Linked DNA regions of Homo sapiens: region 1 is linked to region 2. A link is a loop called in an ENCODE intact Hi-C map of the cell type or tissue named here. Cell type or tissue: HepG2. All regions are shown on one strand. Links, peaks and the distances in the headings refer to the core of each region. The heading gives the core; the rest is flanking DNA. Region 1 has its middle 570 kb from the start of CDH6. Region 2 has its middle 690 kb from the start of CDH6.

Region 1 (11,812 bases), core at 4,127-9,126, 120 kb after region 2:
CTTAATAATCTACATGAAATTATCAAACTATTTGCAAGCCACAAATTACCAAAACGGACTCAAAATGAAATAAAAATGGCTGCATATCTATGAACAAAATTGACTTTATAATGAAAAATGGAATGCAAAGAAAACCTCAGGCCTGTATAAAATCTGTAAAACATTGTTAGTAATAACAAATCTCACATTTAGAAAATCGAAGAGAATATACCAATTCATACGAAGTGTCTAAATTATTAATTATACTGATACCCAAACTTGAAAATCTAAAAATGTGTTTATACAAATAAGTGAGTGTAGTAAGTTCTCATAATAAAAAGTTAATATATTAAAAACACTTTTAGTTTTACGTACTAGCAATAAAACTTTGAAAATGGAAACAAAAAATAAGAGCTATAACTGTATACACTTGAAGCTGTTAAACATTAAGAGAAACTGATCAAGATCCAAATAAACAGTGAAATGTAACATGATGATTCGAAACAGTCGCTTCTTGTCAAATCAAGTTATCAAGCCATTGAGTCCCAATAGCAAATTTCATGGTAAATTTTTCTAAAAATTGACGAGCTGATTCTAAAATTTATATGGAAATTCAAATATAATAGAATAGCCAAAATAGTGGCTAAAAATAAAATCGTTGGGATACAGGACTTACAGTAAAGCCACAGTAAAAAAATAATGTGGTATTCATGAATAGAAAGACACATAGATGAATGAAACAGGATAGGGAGTTTTGAAATAGATTCACGTATGTGGTCAGTCAATTTTCACCAAAGGTGTAAAGTTTACAAAATTGAAGAAGGATCATTTTTCAACAAATGATGCAGGAAAAGATGGATTTCCATTTATAAAAATGACCTTAGCCAATTGTTCATATTATACACAAAGAATAACCTAGAATTTATCATGCCATAAAAGCTAAACATTCCTTTTAAAAGAAAAATATCAAGAAAAGTTTTGCAACTTTGGGTTAGAAAAATATTTTTCTTGATATGTTTTTCTCTATGTGGTAAAAAATACATAACATAAAATGTACCATGTTAATCATTTTTAATCATACAGTTCAGTGGCATTAATTATATTCACATTGTATTGACACAGATTTCCAGAACATTTTTATCTTGCAAATCTGAAATTCTATATCCATTAAACAATTCCCCTTTTTCCTCATCCTCCCAGCCCCTGGTATCCACCATTGTTTTGTTTCTTTTGTATGTTTTGTTGTTGTTGTTTCAAATGGAGTCTTGCTCTGTCACTCAGGCTGGAGTGCAGTGGAATGATCTTGGCTCACTGCAAACTCCGCCTCATGGGTTCAAGTGATTCTCCTGCCTCAGCCTCCTGAGTAGCTGGGATTGCAGGCTCCCACCACCACATCCAGCTAATTTTTGTATTTTTAGTAGATGGGGGTTTCACCATGTTGGACCAGGCTGGTCTTGAACTCCTGACCTCAGGTGATCTGCCCGCCTTGGCCTCCCAAAGTGCTGGGATTATAGACCTTGAGCCACCATGGCCACCCACCATTGTTCTTTCTATTTCTATGAATTTGACTACATTAGATACTTTATATAAGTGGAATTATGCATATTTGTTTCCTTGTGAATGATTTATTTCATTTAGCATAATGTCCTCAAGGTTCATCCACATTGTGGCATGTGATAGAATTTTCTTCCTTTTTAAGGCTGAATAATAGTCCACTGTATGCATATATCACATTTTCTTTATTGATTAACTGATGGATATTTAGAATACTTCCATTTCTTGTCTATTGTGAATAGTGCTTCTATGACCCTGGGTATGCAAATATGTCTTTGGGATCTTGCCTTAAATTCTTTAGGGCAGGGGTTCCCACAGGGGTCTCCAACCTTGGGGCAATGGACTGGTACCAGTGTGTGGCCGATTAGGAACTGGGCCACACAACAGGAAGTGAGTGGTGGGTGAATGAGCATGACTATCTGAGCTCCTCCTCCTGTCAGAGCAATGGCAGCATTAGATTCTACTAGGAGCATGAATCCCATTGTGAATTGTGCATGCAAAGGATCTAGGTTGCACCCTCTTTATGAGAGTCTAACTAATGCCTGATGATCTGAGGTGGAATAGTTTCCCTCAACCATCCCCCCTCCATCCGTGGAAAAATTGTCTTCCATGAAACTGGTCCCTGGTTCCACAAAGGTTGGGGACTGCTGCTTTAGCGTATATACACTCAGAAGTGTGACTGCTGAATCATATGGTGTATTCGTTCCTTCTCACACTGCTATAAAGTAATATCTGAGACTGAGTAATTTATAAAGAAAAGAGGTTTAATTGGCTCACTGTTCTGAAGGCTGTACAGGAAGCATGGCTAGGGAGGCCTCAGGCAACTAACAATCATGGCAGAAGATGAATGGGATGGGAAAGATGGCACATCTTCACGTGGCCAGAGCAGAAGGAAGAGAGAGAGTGGGGAGGTGCTACACACTTTTAAACAAACAGATCGTGCAATAACTCACTCTTGCCATGACAAAACCAAGGGGGATGGTGTTAAACCATGAGAAACTGCCCCTATGATCCAATCACCTTCTATCAGGCCCCACTTCCAACATTGGTGATTACAATTCAACATGAGATTTGGGTGGGGACACAGATCCAAACCAGATCATATGGTAGGTCTATTTTTTTTTAATTTTAGGAAGTGGTAGACTGTGTTTCATAGTATTTGCATTATTTAGAATCCCACCAGCAATGCACAAAGGCCCCAATTTCCTCCACATTCTTATGAACACTTTGTTCAAGAATTTTCTGATAATGGCCATTCTTAAAGGATGTGAGGTGATATCCCTTTGTACTTTTCATTTGCATTTCCTTGATGATTAGTGATGTTGTGCATCTTTTCTTATGCTTGTTGGCCATTTGTACATCATCTTTGTAGAAATGCCTATTCAAGCACTTTACCCATTTAAAAAAAATTTTATTTTACTTTATGTTCTGAGATACATGTGCAGAATGTACAGGTTTGTTACATAGATATACATGTGCCATGGTGGTTTGCTGCACCTATCAACCTGTCATCTAGGTTTCAAGCCCCAAATGCACTAGGTATTTGTCCTAATGCTCTCCCTCCCCTTCCCCCCACCCCTCACAGTCCCCAGTATGTGTTGTTCCCCTCCCTGTGTCCATGTGTTCTCATTGTTCAACTCCCACTTATGTGTGAGAACATGGAGCGTTTGGTTTTCTATTCCTGTTAGTTTGCTGAGAATGATGGTTTCCAGCTTCATCCATGTTCTTGCAAAGGACATGAACTCATTCTTTTTTATGGTTGCATGGTATTCCATGGTGTATATGTGGCACATTTTCTTTATCCAGTTTATCATTGATGGGCATTTGGGTTGGTTCCAAGCCTTTGCTGTAGTAAAAAGTGCTGCAATAAACATATGTGCATGTATCTTTATAGTAGAATGATTTATAATCTTTTGGTTATATATCCAGTAATGGGATTGCTGGGTCAAGTGATATTTCTGGTTCTAGATCCTTGAGGAATCTCCACACTGTTTTCCACAATGATTGAACTAATTTACACTCCCAGGTTATTCAATTTTTTGTTGAGTTGTAAGAGTTATTTATACGTTATAGAAATTAACCCTTTATCAGATATGTAACTTCTAAAATGCCTTAGTTTATTCCATATTTTGCCTTTTCACTCTGTTGACTGTGTCCTTTGATGTACACATTTTTTAAAGCTTGTTGTAGTCTCACTTTGTCTATTGCTGGTTTTATTGCCTGTGCTTTTGGTGTCACATCCAGAAAACATTGCCAATTCAATGTCATAAAGATTTTCTGTTTCCTTCTAGGAGTTTTGTAGTTTTAGGTTTCACGTTGCAGTCTTTAATCCATTTTTAGTTAGGTTTTATATGTTGTTAAATAAGAGTCCAGCTTTATTGTTTTATAGTTAATATTCAGTTTTCCTCACACCATTTGTTAAGGAGCCTGCCCTTTCTTTTAGGAGTGGTCTTAAGATTTTTTTGTTGAAGGTTATTTGACCATATATTTGAGGATTTATTCCTGAACTCTCCATTATATTTCATTGTTCTATTTATCTGTCTTTATGCTTGTGTTACACTGTTTTATTACTGCAGCTCTGTAATATGTTTTGAAATTAGGAAATGTGAACTTTTCAGTTTTGTTCTTTTTCAAATGTTTTGGTATTTTGGGGTTCCTAGAGACTCCTTTTAAATTTTCAGTATGTTTTCTTTATGTGGCAAATATGACATTGTGATTTTGAAAAGGATTGTAGTGAATCTGTACATCTCTTTTTGTAGTATGGACAACTAAAGAATATTAAGTTTTTTTAATCCATAAACATAAAATGCTTTTCATTTATTTGTTTTCTTTAATTTATTTCAAAAATATTTTATAATTTTAACATACATGACTTATACCTCCTTGGTTAGATTTTTATTCCTAAGTATTTTATGATTTATGATCCTATTGCACATTAAATTGCTTTCTTAATTACATTTTTGGAAAGTTCATTTTAGTGTATAAAAAGAAAACGATTTCCATGTTGATTTTGCATCCTGAAACTTTACTGAGTTAATTTATTAGTCCTAACAGGTTTTTTTTTCAGTCTTTAGAACTTTCTACATATAAGTCTATATCATCTATGAAAACAGATAATTTAACTTCTTTTTTCCAATTTGAATATCTTGTATTTCTTTTTATTGCTTAATATTTCTGGCCAGAGTCTCTAGCATTATGTTGAAAAGAAATGGTAAGAGCCAGGATCCTTGACTTGTTCCGGAACATAGGAAAAAGCTTTCAGACTTTCTTCGTTCACTGTGATGTTAGCTGTGAGCTTTTCAGAAATGGCATTTATTATGTTGAGGTACTTTCCTTGTATTCTTAATTAGGTTGAAAGATTTTATAAAATGTTGTTAAATCTTGTCAAATGTTTTTTCTGCATCAGTTGAGATGATCATGTGAATTTTTTCTCCATTCTGCTAATGTGCTGTATTACCCCAATTGTTGAGCCATCTTTGAATTCTAGGAATAAACCTACACCTTCACAGCTCCAGCTACTCCACACACAAACACTTTATGTTATCAATGTCAAAATTACATCTTTATATATTATATATCCATGAACATAGATGTAAATTTAAAATTTTTTTTATCATTTAAATTCTATTCACTAAATTACAATAGTACAGGTTACTATATTTGACCATACATTTACCTTCACTGGAGAAACTTATATATTCATACAGGTTCCTATTGCTGTCTATCATCTTTTTGTCTAAATTTGAAGGACTCTAGCATTTCTTGTACAGCAGGCCTAGTGGCAACCTCAGCTATTATTTATCTGGGAAGCCATTCATTCCTCCTTTTTTTGTGGGGGAGGGCATGGAGGAGAGAGTCTTGCTCTGTTGCCAGGCTGAAGTACAGCAGCACGATTTTGGCTCACTGCAATCTCCACCTCCCAGCTTCAAGTGATTCTCCTGCCTCAGCCTCCTGAGTAGCTGGGCTTACAGGCATGTGCCACCATGTTCAGCTAATATTTGTAGTTTTAGTAGAGACTGGGTTTCACCATGTTGGCCAGGCTGGTCTTGAACTCTTGACCTCAGGGGATCTGCCTGCCTCAGCCTCCTAAAGTGCTGGGATTACAGGTGTGAGCCACTTCACCTAGCCACTTTCTCCTTCATTTTTGAAACACAGTTTTGCTACATGCAATATTTTTGATTTACATTTTTTCTTCCGTACTTTGAATATATCATCCCTCTACCATCCTGCAAATTTCTGCTAAGAAATCTGCTGATAATTTTTTGGAGCTCCCTTGAATGTGAATTGTTTTCTTTTTGCAACATTCAAGATTCTGTCTTTGTCTCTGACTTTAAACAGTTTGATTACCTGTCTTGGCATGTTTCTCTTTTGATTTATTATAATTTAAATTATGTGAGCTTCTTGAATCTGCATGTCTATTTTTTTCCTCAGATTTTATAATTTTCAGCCATGATTTCTTCAAATAACTTCTCTGTTCCTTTCTGTTTCTCTTCTCTTTATGTGATTTATATGCTTACATTGTTCTCCTTGACAGTGCCCCATTAGTCCATTAAGCTCTGATTTCCTTCATTTTTCTTGCTCCTCTGACTTTAACTGTCTTCAAGCTCACTGATTCTTTTATCTGCCTAATGAAGTCTGCTGTTGAACCTCTCTAAGAAATTTTTCAGTTTAGTTGTTGCATTATTCAGCTTCAGAATTTCTATTTGTTACTTTTTTATAGTTTTTGTCTCTTTCTTATATTCTCATTTTGTTTATGGATAATTTTTCTGGTTTTGTTTAGTTGTCTATTTGGGTTCTCTTTTAGCTCATTTGGCATCTTTATAACAGTTGTTTTAAATTCTTTGTCAGACAGCTCATAGGTCTGAATTTCTTTAGAGTAAGTCTCTGAAGTTTTTTTTTATTTCTTTTATTGAGACTTATTACTTTGCCCCTTTGTATGCCATGTTTTTATATTTTACTGGGATTGGGCATGTGTAAAAACAACCATCGCTCCTAGGCTTTGCTTTCTGGTTTCATGCAAGGGAAGAGCTTCACCAATCACCCTTGCTGAAGATTCTAGGACATTTCATACCTTTTCTGATCTGTTGCTCCCTCTCATGACTGCCTGTGGAATTATACCTGTAGTGTATTGCTTGTCTGTTTTCAGGAGCTTCTAAACTCTGGTGCAGGTTCAATTAACGCTCTGAATCAGACAGGCAGCAACTAATCCCTTCAGCAGCCCTCAGACCAGCCCAGAATGTTGACTGTGTGTCCATTCCTCTGTTTTCATCCCAAGAGAGGATTCCCAGTATGAAAGGCTTCCTATCAATTGCATCATGCTATGCTGAATAGGGAGAGGGGCTCAAATGAGCTCACCAAATGCTATGTGTTTTCTATTCTTTTTGCTGAAATCCTGTCTTGGTTTTATAATAGCTTGGATGTTATTGATTCTCAGCTGGTCTCTTGAGTTTTCATAGAGGTGCTCTGGTCCACATGTTCTTTTACTCAGTGTCTCTGTGAGGAAAGGAGGGCTTATAGCTTCTTAGTCTACCATGTTGCTTATATCCAGAAAGAGATTTCTTAAATTGGACACTAAAGGATCATCTACTAACAGTTACAAGATGAAAACCCTGGCTCAAAATATTTAAATGGATACTTTTCAGGGTAAAATATACAGATGACCAATAAAAAATTGTATCACTCCTCATCAAATAAATGCAAACTAAATGTAAAATTATGCATCATTACACACATGCTTTAATGGCTAAAATTTGTAAAATTTTAGTAGCAACTTCAACTTTTTCCAAGGATGTGAAGCAACAATACCTCTTGTACATTTCTGGTTAAAATGTAAAATGGCAAAATCACCTTAGATAACAGTTAAGCAATTTTTTAAACAGTTAAATGTATACTTACCATACAACCCAGTTATTCCACCTTTATATATTTACACAAGATAAAGGAAAACATATACACACAGACACATGTGTACCCTAATGTTCAAGACAGTTATAGTCATAGTTCTCAAACATTTGAAACAATTAAAATGTTCATAAATGATTAAATGGACAAATATAACACAGTCTAACCATGATATAAAATACTACTCAACAATAAAAATGAACATGACTAATGCATGCAAAATAATGAATGCATCTAAAAATATTATGCTGAGTGAAAAAAACCAGATTCAAAGAGAATATACTATGATTTTATATATGAAATTATAGAAAATAGATAGTAAAAGGAAATAGAACTAGATAATTGGCAATTTACCTTAAATTTTAAAATTCCTTGAATTGAGGTTCTATTAATTTTCCATCTATTCACTTTTTTTGAATATTTCATCTATTCATATTTTAGAAATGGCTAGGTTCCGTGCTTTTACATTAAAAGACTCTGACTATTCTACCAACTACTGTATTTTTTCTCTATATATAGAAAATCCTAACTACAAGTTTTTGCCCATGCCTATGTCCTGAATGGTGTTGCTTAGGTTTTCTTCTAGGATTTTTATGGTTTTAGGTCTTACATTTAAGTCTTTAATCCATCTTGAGTTAATTTTTGTATAAGCTATAAGGAAGGGGTCCAGCTTCAGTTTTCTGCATGTGGCTAGCCAGTTTTTGCAACACCATTTATTAAATAGGGAATCCTTTCCCCTTTGCTTGTTTTTGTCAGGTTTGTAAAAGATCAGATGGTTGTAGATACATGGCATTATTTCTGAGGCCTCTGTTCTGTTCCATTGGTCTATATATCTGTTTTGGTACCAGTATCATGCTGTTTCGGTTACCGCGGCCTTGTAGTATAGTTTGAAGTCACGTAGCATGATGCCTCCAGCTTTGTTCTTTTTGCTTAGGATTATCTTGGCTATGTGGGTGCTTTTTTGGTTCCATATGAAATTTAAAGTAGTTTTTTTTCTAATTCTGTGAAGAAAGTCAATGGTAGCTTGATAGGGATATCACTATAAACTACTTTGGACAGTATGGCCATTTTCACAATATTGATTCTTCCTGTCCATGAGCATAGAATGTTCATGACTAAAACACCAAAAGCAAAGACAATAAAAGCCAAAATTGACAAATGGGTTCTAATCAAACTAAAGAGCTTCTACACAGCAAAAGAAACTATCATCAGAGTAAACAGGCAACCTGTAGAATGGGAGAAAATTTTTGCAATCTATCCATCTGACAAAGAGCTAATATCCAGAATCTGTAAGGAACTTAAACAAATTTACAAGAAAAAAAACCCATCAAAAACTAGGCAAAGGGTATGAACAGACACTTCTCAAAAAAAGACATTTATGTGGCCAAGAAACATATGAAAAAAAGCTTAGCCTCACTGGTCATTAGAGAAATGCAAATCAAAACAACAGTGAGATACCATCTCACACCAGTTAGAATGGCTATCATTAAAAAGTCAGGAAACAATAGATGCTGGAGAGGATGTGGAGAAATAGGAATGCTTTTACACTATTGGTGGGAGTGCAAATTAGTTCAACCATTGTGGAAGATGGGGTGGCGATTCCTCAAGGATCTAGAACCAGAAATATCTTTTGATCCAGCAATTATAAATTATAAATTATTCTACTATAAAGACACATGCACATGTATGTTTATTGCTGCACTGTTCACAATAGCAAAGACTTGGAACCAACCCAAAGGCCCATCAATGATAGACTGGGTAAAGAAAATGTGGCACATATACACCATGGAATACCATGCAGCCATAAAAAACGATGAGTTCATGTCCTTTGCAGGGACATGGATTAAGCTGGAAACCATCATTTTCAGCAAACTGACACAGGAATAGAAAATCAAACACTGCATGTTCTCACTCATATGTGGGAGTTGAACAATGAGAACACATGGACACAGGGAGAGGAACATCACACTCTGTGGCCTGTCAGGGGTTGTGGTGCCAGGGGAGGGATAGCATTAGGAGAAATACCTAATGTAGATGACGGGTTGATAGGTGCAGCAAACCACCATGGCATGTGTATTCCTATGTAACAATCCTGCACGTTCTGCATATGTATCCCAGAACTTAAAGTATAATAATAATTAAAAAAAAGAAAGAAAATCCTAACTACAAAAACTGACCATTTTTAATAAGCCAAATCATTGACACATCCATGGATAAAAACATATCAACTGATAAGAATGTTTTAAGAAACAAACTGATTAGTTAGCTTAATTAAGCATTAACTCAGATTTTTAAATTCTACATATATATATACTGTGTATATATATTTATTTATTTATGATGGAAATGCAGTAGCTTTTTTCTTAAAGATTAAAGTATAGGTTTCTTGATACGTATTATTTTTCTTCCCATTTGCAATTACTCTCATATTTTATGTTTGCTTACGTGACACCCACATTTGAGAAAATTGCATGTGCTTTCTATATTATAATAAAAGTTTCTATTGGACATTTTTTCTTCTAAGAGCCAATTTAGTCTATGTAAGAGTAAATGTGAATATTTTTTCTAAGTAAGAGTACATGTGTGGATATTTGAATTCTATTTAAGTTTGTTTATTGAATAGAAATTGAGAATTGTTTAACTAGTTTTCACACTTCTTCAACAGGTCTAGGAGTTGAAAGCAAAAGTTGATATTATGTTCTGGATTATTTAGTTCTCTTATTAAGTTCTGAAGAAATGAGAATAATCTTAATCTAAACATGTGTTCAGACACTTCACATATTCATTCCTGCATCTAGAGAAACTAAAAATTTCTTCCAGAACAGGCTTTTTACTCATTTTTCACGGTGATTGTCTCCAGGACCAGACAGAATTAAAAATTATGGCATTTCACCTGTACACATACTTTTTAACAATGTATACAAGTTTTGCTGAGCTTAGAAATTATGCTGAAGGTTAATTTGTGTTCAGAGCAAAGGGTGACTTCTTTCTTATTGCAAACTATTTCGCTACGTCAATCTTCTCATCTAACAAGAGGCAGAATTTCCTTCAGAAAGTCATAGCCTTGCAGGAATACAAATTAGGAGTCAAACAAGCAGTCCTCAGGAAATATAAAAGTTAATAGTAAGTGACCTGATTTGCATGCACGTCCCATCGAACAAGACTGTTCTAGATTGGATGGCTTAGTGAGAAAATGATTTTTCCTTTAAATCCTGACAGTATGTTCTTGCTACTATCTTCACTATCTCACCATGGTTAAAAAATATCCTGTCATGAGATGCTGAGCAAATGAAGTATGTATTTTAAAAGACAAAACTATCTATGATTCATCTCACTTAGGCAAGTCTGCTTAACATCTTAATAAAGGATGGCTTAGAATTTGGCAAAACTCCGACCTCTAATATTAGACGATATAGAGACAAAAGTACATGAAACCCATGATTATTACTCTTCAGGGTTCAAAAGAAGATAAGCGATCATCATTAATAGTGAATAATACAAGCATTCCCAAAAAAGAACAAACTAAAAGAAATAAGGATACACTTATGCTCATTGATATGTGTAAGTAAGCATGCAAAAAATAATGATAAGAACCAGTTTTTTGGGAGAATCCAGGCTGCATTTAAGAATTCTTGATTGGAATCACTATTGATCCATTCATCTGTCTCTATCTTGAATGAGAGATCAATGTTAATAATTAATTTAAGTAAACGTCAGACAATATATTTCCTGTGCATGAATGAGAGTCTACAAAATTTCAAATATGTTTTTGTAGGAAGCTCAGTTACCTTTCTTCTGAAATTTTTTTCAAAATTGATCTACGGCTGACATTAATACACAGAAAAATAGCACATGATTGATATCCATATTCATACATAATATATATTTGGGTGTTCATATATGTGTTTAGTGTGTATGGTTTAAAGAAAGAACTTCAAAAGGAAAATCTTGTGCACACTTTAGAAAGATAGTCCCTATTATTTTATTATTAATTTAGGTAAATAGATTTTTTAAAGAATATTAATATGATCTCAATGGATCATGTTTTCTTGATGTATTAGCAACATTTGAGGGCCTGTTCTTTGGAAAGTGTCTACACTTGAGTGTCTGATTTTTTTGGTATTTTCAACTTATAGTATATTACTACTGCCAACTAACAGTATTGTAGTTTATTTGTTACAAAAATGCCGGGGGTTTGGTCTAGGTCCTGCTGCTCTCCTCACAGAAAGCCAATCACTGAGACACCTACATTTGAGCATCTGCTCTATGGAAAGTTCTTGCAAAAGTCTGAGCACGCAAAAATAACTAGGGAATATGTCTACTTTCAAAATTCATAGTATAATAAGCTTTACTAAATTTGAAATACTAAAAAGACAGC
Region 2 (11,812 bases), core at 2,604-7,603:
GGAGAGAAACTCCTAGTCTGCCAGTTGCTAAGACGATGGGAAAAGTGCAGTATTTGGGCAGAAGTGTACTGATTTTCCAGGTACAGTCTGTCACAGCTTTCCTTAGCTGGGAAAGGGAAATCCCCCAACCCCTTGCACTTCCTGGGTGTGGCAACACCCCACTCTGTTTTGGTTCACCCTCTGTGGGCTGCACCCACTGTCCAACCAGTCCCAATGAGATGAACCAGGTATCTCAGTTGGAAATGCAGAAATCACCCTTCTGCTGTGTTGATCACGCTGGGAGCTTCAGACCAGAGCTGTTCCTATTCGTTCATCTTGGAAAGGAATTCCATTTTTTTTTCCGTTCTGTAAAAGCAAGATGTTGAGTAAATCCATCTTACTAAATATGAAGTTAATCTATACAGATCTCTAATAATTCACTCAGCAAATATGTTGCTTTCCCATGCATCTCTTATTTGCCACTCAAAGCATTTTTACTGAGGAACAATTTTTCTTGAAACTATGACCTTTTATATTTGAAAACTTGCAATACATATACTCAAGTTGAAGAGACTATATGTGACAAAACCTACACAATATAATTTTTGAAAATTATGAGTCACATTTTAGGCATAATCAATGTTGAAGATATAAAAAGTGGGATTTGTGTCTAAATCTCAGAGATATTTTCTAAAAACCCAATTTCATTAAATAAAAGCATAAGGATATGAATTCCAAGACAAAATGCTACTTTCATATATTTAAATGCATATTATATATGCATCAAAGTCAGGTATATATACATGAATAAACACAATCCACTTCCTGAACTGTCAATAATTGTTAATTCTTGCAAAAACAATCTTATGTACTCAAATTAATACATTTAGAGTCTTTAATTTTTTATATTTGTGCTTAAAGCATTAGTCTATTTGGATTTAACTAGCAGAATTCAATATTTTTATCTTCATTCAGTTAACAAATCTAAGAAAAGTGTTGCCTAACAACCACAAATCAAGAGACTGTGCCAACCGCCCCTTGTTCTATGGTCAGCTTGATTTTGCTTCCTCTAATATCTAGCACCAGAGGCTGTGAGGTAGAAGAGAAAGCGTTCTGACTGCATAGGCTGAGAGCCTTATCCTGTGTCATGGCCCTTCTCTTAAAACAGCTGCAGGCCTCTGAGCCACCCAGCATTAATTATTTCAGTATTTATTGACAGCCTACTGGGTACAGGATGAGGTATTAGGTGTTGAAGAAGATTCAAATTTAAATGAAATTTTCTCCCTGGATTTAAGTCACTGATAATAAAACAGGTGTGAGACATATACTCTGCCAAACAAAATCTACAAAAGTATGTTAGTAGGTTAGAAACAATATACTAGGAGTAAGAAAACGAATTCAAAATAGGGCAAGAGGTCCTGTATACTAATATACTGTATACTAATATACAGGACCTCTTGATAACAGTATAATATACAATATCCTCCTTGTCCTCTACTCCTCTTCTTTTTTCCCTCATAGTACCAATTCTTTTCCTAGTAACAATAGCAAAGCTAGGTTTTTACATGCTTCATCTTGGTTAATCTTCGCACTGGTCTGGAAAAGTAAATAGCAGTAATGTCATTTACCACTGGTTAAAAGCTCAGTCAGCATTGTTACAGTACTTGTTTAAGGTCACAATATTGGTGTCAGGGTCAGAATTCAAACCCAGAACTGTGTTCTGAAAACAGTTTCTAGATAAACTGGAAAAAGCATGATATTTTATCCACGTTGCTATAATTGTGTCCACACTTCACTTTAATGAAAGAATGTAAACTGTTTTGCCGAATTGGAAGATGCACATTAGACCCTGAGGAGCATATGATCTCATTAAAGAGCATATTTTTATGAGGTTGTTGTGTAGAGCTCCTGAGAACAGTAGCAGCAAATTAAACTGAAAAGAAGACTTGGGACCAGGTCATAGATCATCTCTCTAAGGAATTCAGGCTGTATTTAAAAAGCTGTGGAGTCATTATTTTTGTTTAACAAGTAGAAATATTATGAGATAAGCAGTGTAGTAAGAATATATTAATTAGGACATTTAAGAGGTATCAAATAAATGTTTGATAAACCAAACAAAGAGGGTGGACGAAAGGATCTATTAGATGATCTCTAGGAAGATAAGAATGAAGTAATAAACTATGACAGTAGAAAAAACAATAGATTTATCAGATTGGGAGAAAGCGAAACTTGGTTTAAACCTTATTTAGTCACTAACACAGAGACATGCTTTCCCCCCTCCAGAAGCAACAGTGTTCTCAACTAAACAATGGGGACATTAATGATCAAATCTCTTAGCTTAAAAATTATGTGACTTTGATCTAATCGATTATTTTATTTTTTTTAATGAAACAATTTTGAGTGTGAGCATACCAGATCTTTGTAGTAGATGAATCGTGTTTGCTGCAAGGGGCAAATGATTTCTACTAGATAGGTTGGAATAATACCACTAATGCAGCACTGAATATGGGTGAAGGATATTTCTGTGAAAATAATGAGCTCAAGTTGGAGCAGGAGCTCAGTGACTGGTAGATTAAGGCAGACTCTTTGGAAATGCCCTATGAAAAGCCACACTGCAAATCACAAACACTGGGATATAATCCAAATTGGGAAGATAGTCCAAGGAAACATATATAAAGCCTCTAAACAAAGCCTCATGAGGACATTGATAAAATCTGGAGAAAACACTTAGAATGAGAGGAAGGAATCAGTAACACAGACAAGTGTCCTAGAAAAAAATATGCCAGTGGAAGAGATTGTGCAATAAGAAAACCACAGAAAAGCTGAGAGGGAATGGTCAGTGCAATAATAGCAGATTCAAGAATGTGCACCTGGCCAGGCATCTGTGACTCAAGCCTGTAATCCTAGCAGTTTGGGAGGCTGAGGTGGGAGGATTGTTTGAGTCTAGGAGTTCAAGATCAGCCAACACAATAAGCAAGACCCCATCTCTGCAATAAATGAAAAAATTAGCTAGGTAAAGTGATGTGCACCTGTAGCCCCAGATAAAGGAGAAGCTGAGATGGGAGGATCACTTGAGCCCAGTAAGTCTAGGTTGCAGTGAACTATGATCATGCCACTGCACTCCAACCTGGGCACAGAGTGAGACCCTGTGTCAAAAAAAAAAAAAAAAAAAAAAGGTAAGAATGTGTACCCTTTCAGAAAAAAAAAAGAACAATTGACCCTTGAACAACGTGGGGGATAGAGGGTTAGGTGGTTATGAGTACCACTCCCTACACAGTAAAAAAATCCACGTGTAACAGTTGACTCCCTAAAAACTTATCTAGTAATATTTCACTGTTCACCAGAAGCCTTACAAATAACATAAATAGTTGATTAACACAGATTTTCTATGCTATGTGTATTATATACTGCATTCTTGCAATAGAGCAAACTAGAGAGAGAAAATGTTTTTACAAAAATCATAAGGAAAGAAAAATATATTTACCGTGAATTAAGTGGAAATGGATCATCATAAAAGTTTTCAGCCTCATCATCTTCCTGTTGAATAGGCTCAGGAGGAGGAAGAGGAGGAATTGTCTTGTTGTCTCAAGGGTGGCAGTGGCAGAAGAAAATCTGTGTATAAGTGAATCCACACAGTTCAAACCCAGGTTGTTCAAGGGTCAACTGTCGTGCTAAATATAACCTTTCTCCTATAGTGTCACATGCAGTAGAGAGATAATTTAAAACAATATTATTCAAAGAGAGAGCTTAAAGTATTGTACAAGGAAGGTCATTATTGACCTTCAGTATAGTTCCACTTTGTGATAGGGCCTAAAGCCAAAGAATAATAAGTGTTTTAGGAGAAATACAAAATATACCGTTAGTATTTCAAGATATTCAGAGATGTAGAAAGGAAGTAAGTCCTGTTTAATGTGTAAGCCAGATCCACAAAAGACTTTTTAATACTCTGAGTTACTTGTATATCCTATGATACATAAGAAATTTATTTTCTTGCACTGAGTGTTGAAAAATACACATTGACTTGAACTAAATAACATCAATTTGGGCAAAATGTAAGCAGAGACAATTATTTTTAAAAATGTAAAAGTATAAAAGAAGCCAAGAATACTTAATGGAGAAAGGCAACAGAAGTTGGGGATGAAGAGGGTATCACAAATAATATTACAGAAAATAAATTGGGGATATAATAATAGTGAAAAAGGAGAAACAATGTAAATGTAGTAAGAAATTCTAGCTATGCAAGGATGGTGTGGCTGGAGGATAGGGTTTGTCAAGAAAGCAAATGTGTAGAAATTCCTGAGAAAGTGCTGGCAGTTTGCACACATCATGGAAAGCTGAGCCAAGGTTGGATAACATGAAATTCTAATGCGTTGTAACAAAAGGAGTCTTCACCTATTTTGCTTCTCTTCGATTAGGTTTGGAAACCGAGGGAGAGAAGAGTACAAAAGAAGTGACATGTAGTCAAGATCAATATCAAGCTTTTTTTCCCTTACTTCTGCAAGGATCATATGCATTCACAGCACAGGGTGCTGAAATAAATCACAGATAAAAACTATGGTTGGGGAAGAGTCATCTGCATGATAGTGAAGTTACCTAGATTGAAGACAGAGGTGGGATTTTTGACTCTATTGCAAGTGGAGTTTTTGAAAGTATTATTAAAAAATCTGAACTTTAAGCATTGTGTCCATTGAAAGATTAAAGGGAGTCTCCAGGCCATTCCAGGGAATGAGGCCGCTAGGTCCTGTCAGTGTTTTGGAGACAGCATTTACTCCTTGGCAATAACGGAGGGATTGAGCAGAACATCCTGGGGTGTTATGGGAAGTGTCCCCGGGAGAGCAGACCAGAGAACAGGGTAGCTTGCAAGGACAAAGATTATAAAATCTCAGCTTGACCAAGCCATAAAGCTGCCTGACTTCAAGGACCATATGAGCTCAGATCCTGAATCTTTCAACAGTGATTACGAGGGGCTGAAACAGCTGTACTGCCTGCAGTTTTCAGGTACCATAAAAGTAAATATCACGTACACTTCTCTTTACCTGAAAAAAGTCAAACTCATTACTTTAAAGTTATACCTTGTATTGAAATTTCCTAAAAAGAGTGGTTTTCATGTCTCCCCTGGAGGTTATGTATAAGTTAAATCTAATATATTGTAATATGTGATAATGTAATTGAGGAACAGAAAGTAATTGAAATTCACTAATGAATTAATCCTTGGAAGACTACTATAAGATACAGAGGGGATAGATATTGTTTTATCTCAGGAAAAACTGAGGCATTGAGTAGCTGCCTATCTAAAGCCATTTAAAAAAGAAGTTGAAAGCTATAAATTGTAGATGATTTTATATTGTACCTGACCTAGCTCTGAAAAAAAAAAAATCAAAAGAGGCAGATTCATGCTTTCCAGGCATGCCCGGGGAATGATGGAGGATTCTCTTTTTATGTTAATCCATTCTCTTTGAGTCAAAAGCTGACAGTGCACAGACAACAAAGGGACTGCTAAGTCTGCTGTCCAAAAATACTCACCACAATTTGTCAGGCTTCACATTATACATGGCTTTTTACACATCGCTGGCCTCTAAACATAAAAGATCCTGTTGGTTTCCCTAATTAAATAGAGTGAGATCAAAGGTTCACCAATGTCTATCTGACTGTCTCACGGTATTCCAGAACTGAAAGCAAATAAGAAGTGTATGAAAAATGTATCAGAAGTTCCAGAGATTGAGCTCTCTTTTTGGTTTCTTTACCTTTAGAAAAATAAAAATAAAGCCAAGGCAGCCTCTGAATGTTGCTCATATTTCTTTTGTTGGTGTTTTTCCTTAACTAGATAATTGTTTTGTCCTCACAGTTGGGGAAGACTGAAGTTCAGAATATAGAGATACCAGACATTTCATCTGTGTAGAAAAGATGACATTGCATTAGGGTCCAGAAATGCTATAATGAATATTTTCTAGGTACAAAAAAGACCCTGACACACGCTTTTTCATAAGCCAATAATATATAATAGAAGAAGATGCATTAAAATAAAATATGGCTGGTCTTCAGTGACTAAACTCCTACTTTAGAATTGTGAATCCATCCATAGATTGTTCACAATGGAGTTACTGTTTACAGGAAATTCCAATGTCAAAGAGATGATCTAATCCTGATTCCTTTGGGGTGAGTCAATATTGATTATTCTCATTAGGGGAACAATAAGTAATGGATTTGGAAAAGGCCTTCTCTTTTAGGACTATTATGCTTTGGCTGAAAAAAACTTTGAAAAAAATTCTTAAATATCTAAGGAAAATGTGCTAGGATGTACTCACTACATCTTTCTCCCTCCAAACATATTTAATTATTCCAAGATTCATAAAGATAAAAATAAAATAAATTTGAAATATTAAATAAATAACTTTTATCTAGTAGATGTTTTGTATCTGATATGGTCTCTTATATGACTCTAAACATACTTCAAAGACCTTCACATGGGTTTTCTATGTAACATAAAATAGGCTAACCAAAAGTTTAAATGACAAATAATTATCAATGAAAGGTTACCAGGAAAAAAAAAGTAAATGCTTGCATACTTTACTAAGCAACAAAAATTACTTTCTTCAATATGCTCTTTATTAAAATGTAATAAAAATCTATCCTGAGAACCAGATGGTAGATGACATGATAAATTAAAGCCCTACATAAGCGCAAATAGAAAAAAAAATAACTTGCTGCTGACATAAATGACATTTACAATATCACATGTTTTTTCTAATGAATATGAGATGATCTTGATATTGCAAAAGACCTTTATTCCAGAAATGAAACAGCTAGAGGAGAAAAAAGTGAGGCAGCAACTTGCAGTTCTATAGAAATAGCAAATGCTATCTATGACCTATATATTACAATTTGAAAAAGAATATTTGAATAGTAATGAAAAATTGACACAGCTAGAAAGAATACTGATTATTTTTCAATTAGGATGTTCTCTTATTCTTTTATTTCTATTTGTCTGACATGGAATAAAAATAAATTATGTGTCTAATATATTTAATACTTACCTAACTACCTTGATTCTGGTCAAATGCGCTCCAAATTATTATGTTAATATTTTTATGATTATGCCACAACTTAACTTACCAGCATATGGAAAGGTCTAAGTAAGTGCTTATGAGAACCTATGACATTCTGGGTTATCACAGGCTTAATTTGAAATATTTCTCCACCATTTACCAGCTGTATGATTTTGGGCATGTTACTGAACTACTGAACTACTCTAATCTTTTGATTTCTTTTCCTAAAATTGGGGATTTCATTAGTATATATGCTAAAATAGTAGATTTAAACAGGGTGATGTAAACAACACTTAATAAACATCTGACACAGGGTAGACTTCAATAAAGCATCAGTCATCATTATTATAGTTCACAGGTTATAATAAATACGACAAAAATGTAAATTAAATACTTCAACATTAATTGAAGGCCATTTGCTGTCTCAGTTATAAGTCTCATTTCTTAAGCTAAAACATAACCTGTTTTGGCAGACTCTTTTCAACAGTTGTTATTCGTGCCTGGCTATGAAAATATTAATGGCTGTGCATACCAAACAGATCTCAACTATCGCCATGAACCAAATATATAAACATTTTAGGAATTGTTTCTTGTTAGAAATTGCCAATAAACTGCTTATTGCTTTGCAAATATTGGACCTGGGAAAATAATGCTACATCTACTAAAACCTTACAGGGAGTACCTGATGGCCCATTAATTACATAAATGTGGAAGAAACAAACAAGAATTGTAGGACCTTAAGAAATCTGGTCATTATGCATGCTCATACCAAGCTTAGAAAGAGGTAACATTTTGAAAAAGAAAAATAAATAAATAAATAATATTCTTAGATAAATTTTAGATTGATCATAACAAAATGTAATAGATAGAGAGCTATGAAAATGAGAATATTTAAACTGAAAGCCCATATTCAGTTAACCTTATCTCAGTAGTAGCACCTTTTCTCACCTAAGTATATGGCAGTAACTAACTTTACTGGTAGACTGTCTCAGTGTTAAAAATAAAGTTGAATGCCAGCCCACGTCAACAAAGTCATATATATTGATATAAATTAATAATAGGAGAGATTTTCATCTTACCTAAGAATTTGAACTCAACATTTTTGCAAACATTACATTTTCTTGGCATTTGTAGAGTCAAGATGTGAGGGTTGAGTCTGGGAACTAATCTCACATACTGTATTTAGTAAACAGTTCATTTGTTTCCCAGTTGATCATCATTCATATCACATATTGTATATTAAAGATACATAAAAGAAACTGATTTATAAATTCACATGGATGATATACGAGTTAAAGGCCCAGCATGAAACAAATGGTCTTCAAAGTGTTTAACTGAAACAAATTTCATAGGGGGTGTCTATACATGGAGGTGAGGATGAAGTTAAGGACACCAAGAAAAGCTAGAGAAACAGCAAGGAAATAGCAACAGCAGAAAGCCAATAGCTCCCTGAGCTGAAAGGGCTAAAAGAGAGTGCAGTGTTTATGATTGCCCAGCCAGAGAGAGATCTATGGAAGCGAACAGCCAATAGGAGCTGAAGGCACGGAGGAAGAGAACCACTCACAGAATAAGAGAGCAGTAAGTATTAACACCCAGACCAGTCTTTCCTCCTAGCTGTCATCTCCATCACATACCTCCCATTGGCTGAACACGACGGAAAATCAGAGGACAAGGAGCTGACAGAATCTCTAAGGTTCAAACTCCCAGAACAGAATAGCATAGAGAAGAGCTGGGATTGAATAAGGAGTTCTGGGGTGAGAGAGAGGATAAACAAAATGAAAAGCACAGATGAATAAAATGTGATTGGATTGCAAACTTAACTTTTAAAGTGCATGATAGTGATACTATAAAAAGCAATGATAAAACTTTTCTTTATGGTAACTGTTTCACGATATGCACGAAATTGTTTCATCCACCACATTTCAGCTTCAAGTATTTTTTAATTCATACAAATACGTGCAATAAAGTGCAATTACAGCTCGATTAAAGTTCCAGTGCAATTAAAGCACATTGAAAATAAATGATACAAAACAAATCGTTGGTGTTGTTTTTGTTTGCTTTTACTGGGATTTTGGTTCTTTAAAGCACCAATCTGTTATAGAGATATAGTGGAAATATATGGACTTTCTATGTAGTTTAACCAATAAACAAGTTATAATAAGTCATTTATCAAAATACCCCATTTAAATTGTATATAAAAATCTTGGATTTGAAATGGCAAAGAGAAGGTTAAAATAAGCATTTGTGCATTCAAATTGAAGGATATATGCATTAAAGGTTTGGTGGCATTTTAATGGAAGAAATTGGGAGAGCTGACAAGCTCTCAAAATGTTCAAAGATGACATAGGCATCAAAATCAGTAAATGAATTTAAAAATACTAATGCTGAATAAAATATCTGCTTTCATTTGCAACCCAAACAACGAATGCTATGTGTACACTTATCTTCTGGGTTCTAACAGAGTAGAATGTTATGGGAGGTTAGAATCAGGGCTAAAGAATAAACAAATATTCCCTTGACTCATATTATATTAAGAAATTCAAAATATCAGACTAAGTGATGCTGGTAACACAAGGAAGTCTACAATATTGCTTCCCATTTCTAATGTTTACAATTGAAATGAAGAGGTGAGACTTCGACACATCAATATTCTGTTTACACACACACACACACACACAATAGTACTATAGAAGAGTTTGATAAAATACTTACATCAAGTGATACATAAATAGGAAATAATTAAAAAGAAAGTGGCATTTGGATTGAACTTGACAGATGTGTAATAATGAGCTCGGAAGAGAAGGACACTCAAAGAATGGAAAATGGGGCAGAAATAAAATTAGTTGAGAAAACGATATATACACATACACATACACACCATTTAAACGGCATTATCTAAATGGAATTCTTGAGGGAATACTTTGCAGTATGTATAGATAACTTTGCAAAAGCAGGCAAAATCTAATTATGAGTGACCTTATGATGGAGATTATCCCAAAGGCATAATCTGACGTTCATCCCATAGACAATAGGAAACCACCAAAGCTATTTCTGATGAGGAATGGTCTGATAAAAGAGATTTAGAATGAACTGCAACAGTTAGAGAAAAGAAGAAGAAATAAGATATTTACAGAGGGATATGAGACTGAAATTGTAAGAATAAGTGGTAAAGATTTTTCTTTTTTTTGAGACAGAGTTTCACTCTTGTTGCCCCGGCTGGAGTGCAATGGCAGGATCTCGGCTCACTGCAGCCTCCACCTCCCAGGTTCAATCAATTCTCCTGCCTCAGTCTCCCAAGTAGCTGGGATTACAGGTATGTGCCACCAAGCCTGGCTAATTTTTTGTATTTTTAGTAGAGATGGGGTTTCACCATGTTGGCCAGACTGGTCTCGAACTCCTGATCTCAGGTAATCCACCCACCTCGGCCTCCCAAAGTGCTGGGATTACAGGCATGAGCCACAGTGCCCTGCCTGATAAAGATTTTTTAAAAGTATGTGTGTGGGGAGGGAAAGATATCAGAAATATTTAGGGAATAAATAAGGTAAACTTGCTTTTTGTTTAGAACAGGACACCTGTGGAGACTAGAGAGTTAATGATGAGTTAAAGATGACTCCAAGATCTCAGTCATGGTGATCAGAACAATGCCAGCACTGGAAACCACGGTAGACAGCTGGCCGTAGAGAGAGAGCTCAGGCCCTCTGGCATAAAGCAGCCTCAGAGGGCAGTTCTCAGACCAGCTTTGGAGAGAAAACTTCAGTGCCTGTACTCAAAAGTCCTCAGACTGTGTGATAACCCCCAGGAAATTTTGTTACTGTTGGTCTTTTAAATTGTATTTATTTTTATTTTTAGGTTTTATTTTATTCCTAATTGACAAATAATAATTGAATATATTTATAGGGCAGAACGTGATGTTTCAGTACATGTATACATTGTGGAATGATCCAATTTGGCTAATTAGAATATCCATCACTTCAAATACAATATTTGTCATTACTTTATGATGAGAACATTTAAAATCTCCTCAGCTACTTTGTAATATCAATACATTATTATGAACTATAGTCACCATGCTGTGAAATAGAACACCAGAGCTTATTTCTTTTATCTAACTGAATATTTGTACCTGTCTCTCTCTTCTCATCCACCACATCCCTTTTACATCCTCTGGTACCAATCATTCTACGCTCTACTTCCGTAAGTTGAAGTTTTGGAGATTTCACATATTAGTCAGATTACATGGTATTTGTCTCTCTGTGCCTGACTTATTCCACTTAACATATGTCCTCTAGCTTCATGTATGATGTTGCAAATGACAGAATTTTCTGTATATAGAAAACTATAAAACACTGAGGAAAGATGACATAAATAGAAAGATATCCCATATTAATATATTAGAAGAATTAATAATGTTAAAATGTCGATAGCACTCAAAGCAATCTGCAGATTTAATAAAATTCTTATCAAAATTTTAATGTCATTCTTCACAGAAATTGAAAATTCAAAAATCTCTATGGAACCATGAAAGACCCCAAATAGCCAAGGAAATCTTGACCAAAAAGAACAAAGATGGAGGCATCACAGTACTGAACTTTAAAATATATTACAAAGCTATAGTAATCTAAACAGCAACATACTGGCATAAAGATAGCAACATCGACTAATGGAATAGGACAGGGAACACAGAAATAAACCTACACATCTAGGATCAGTTGATTTTTGACAATGGTGCCAAGAACACTCACTCAATGGGGAAAAACGGTCTCTCTAATAAATGGTATTGGGAATAC

Evidence for each region. Peaks named below come from ENCODE experiments on the same cell type or tissue, not always from the same donor. Only the 100,000 strongest peaks of a DNase experiment are listed, where the experiment ranks them.
Region 1: a loop joins it to region 2, with 5 times the contacts of the local background. A loop is called at or near these places in 1 of 110 quality-filtered maps.

The regions. Positions count from the first base shown.
Region 1 is chr5:30,614,061-30,625,872 of GRCh38, forward strand. No RefSeq gene overlaps it. Among named protein-coding and RNA genes, the nearest start is that of CDH6, 570 kb to the right of the region's middle. In HepG2, for the core only: a CTCF peak has its summit at 6,618; a DNase peak (open chromatin) is centred at 6,621.
Region 2 is chr5:30,499,658-30,511,469 of GRCh38, forward strand. No RefSeq gene overlaps it. Among named protein-coding and RNA genes, the nearest start is that of CDH6, 690 kb to the right of the region's middle. In HepG2, for the core only: no CTCF peak of the experiment used is centred there; DNase peaks (open chromatin) are centred at 5,544 and 6,104; H3K4me3 peaks cover 433 bases.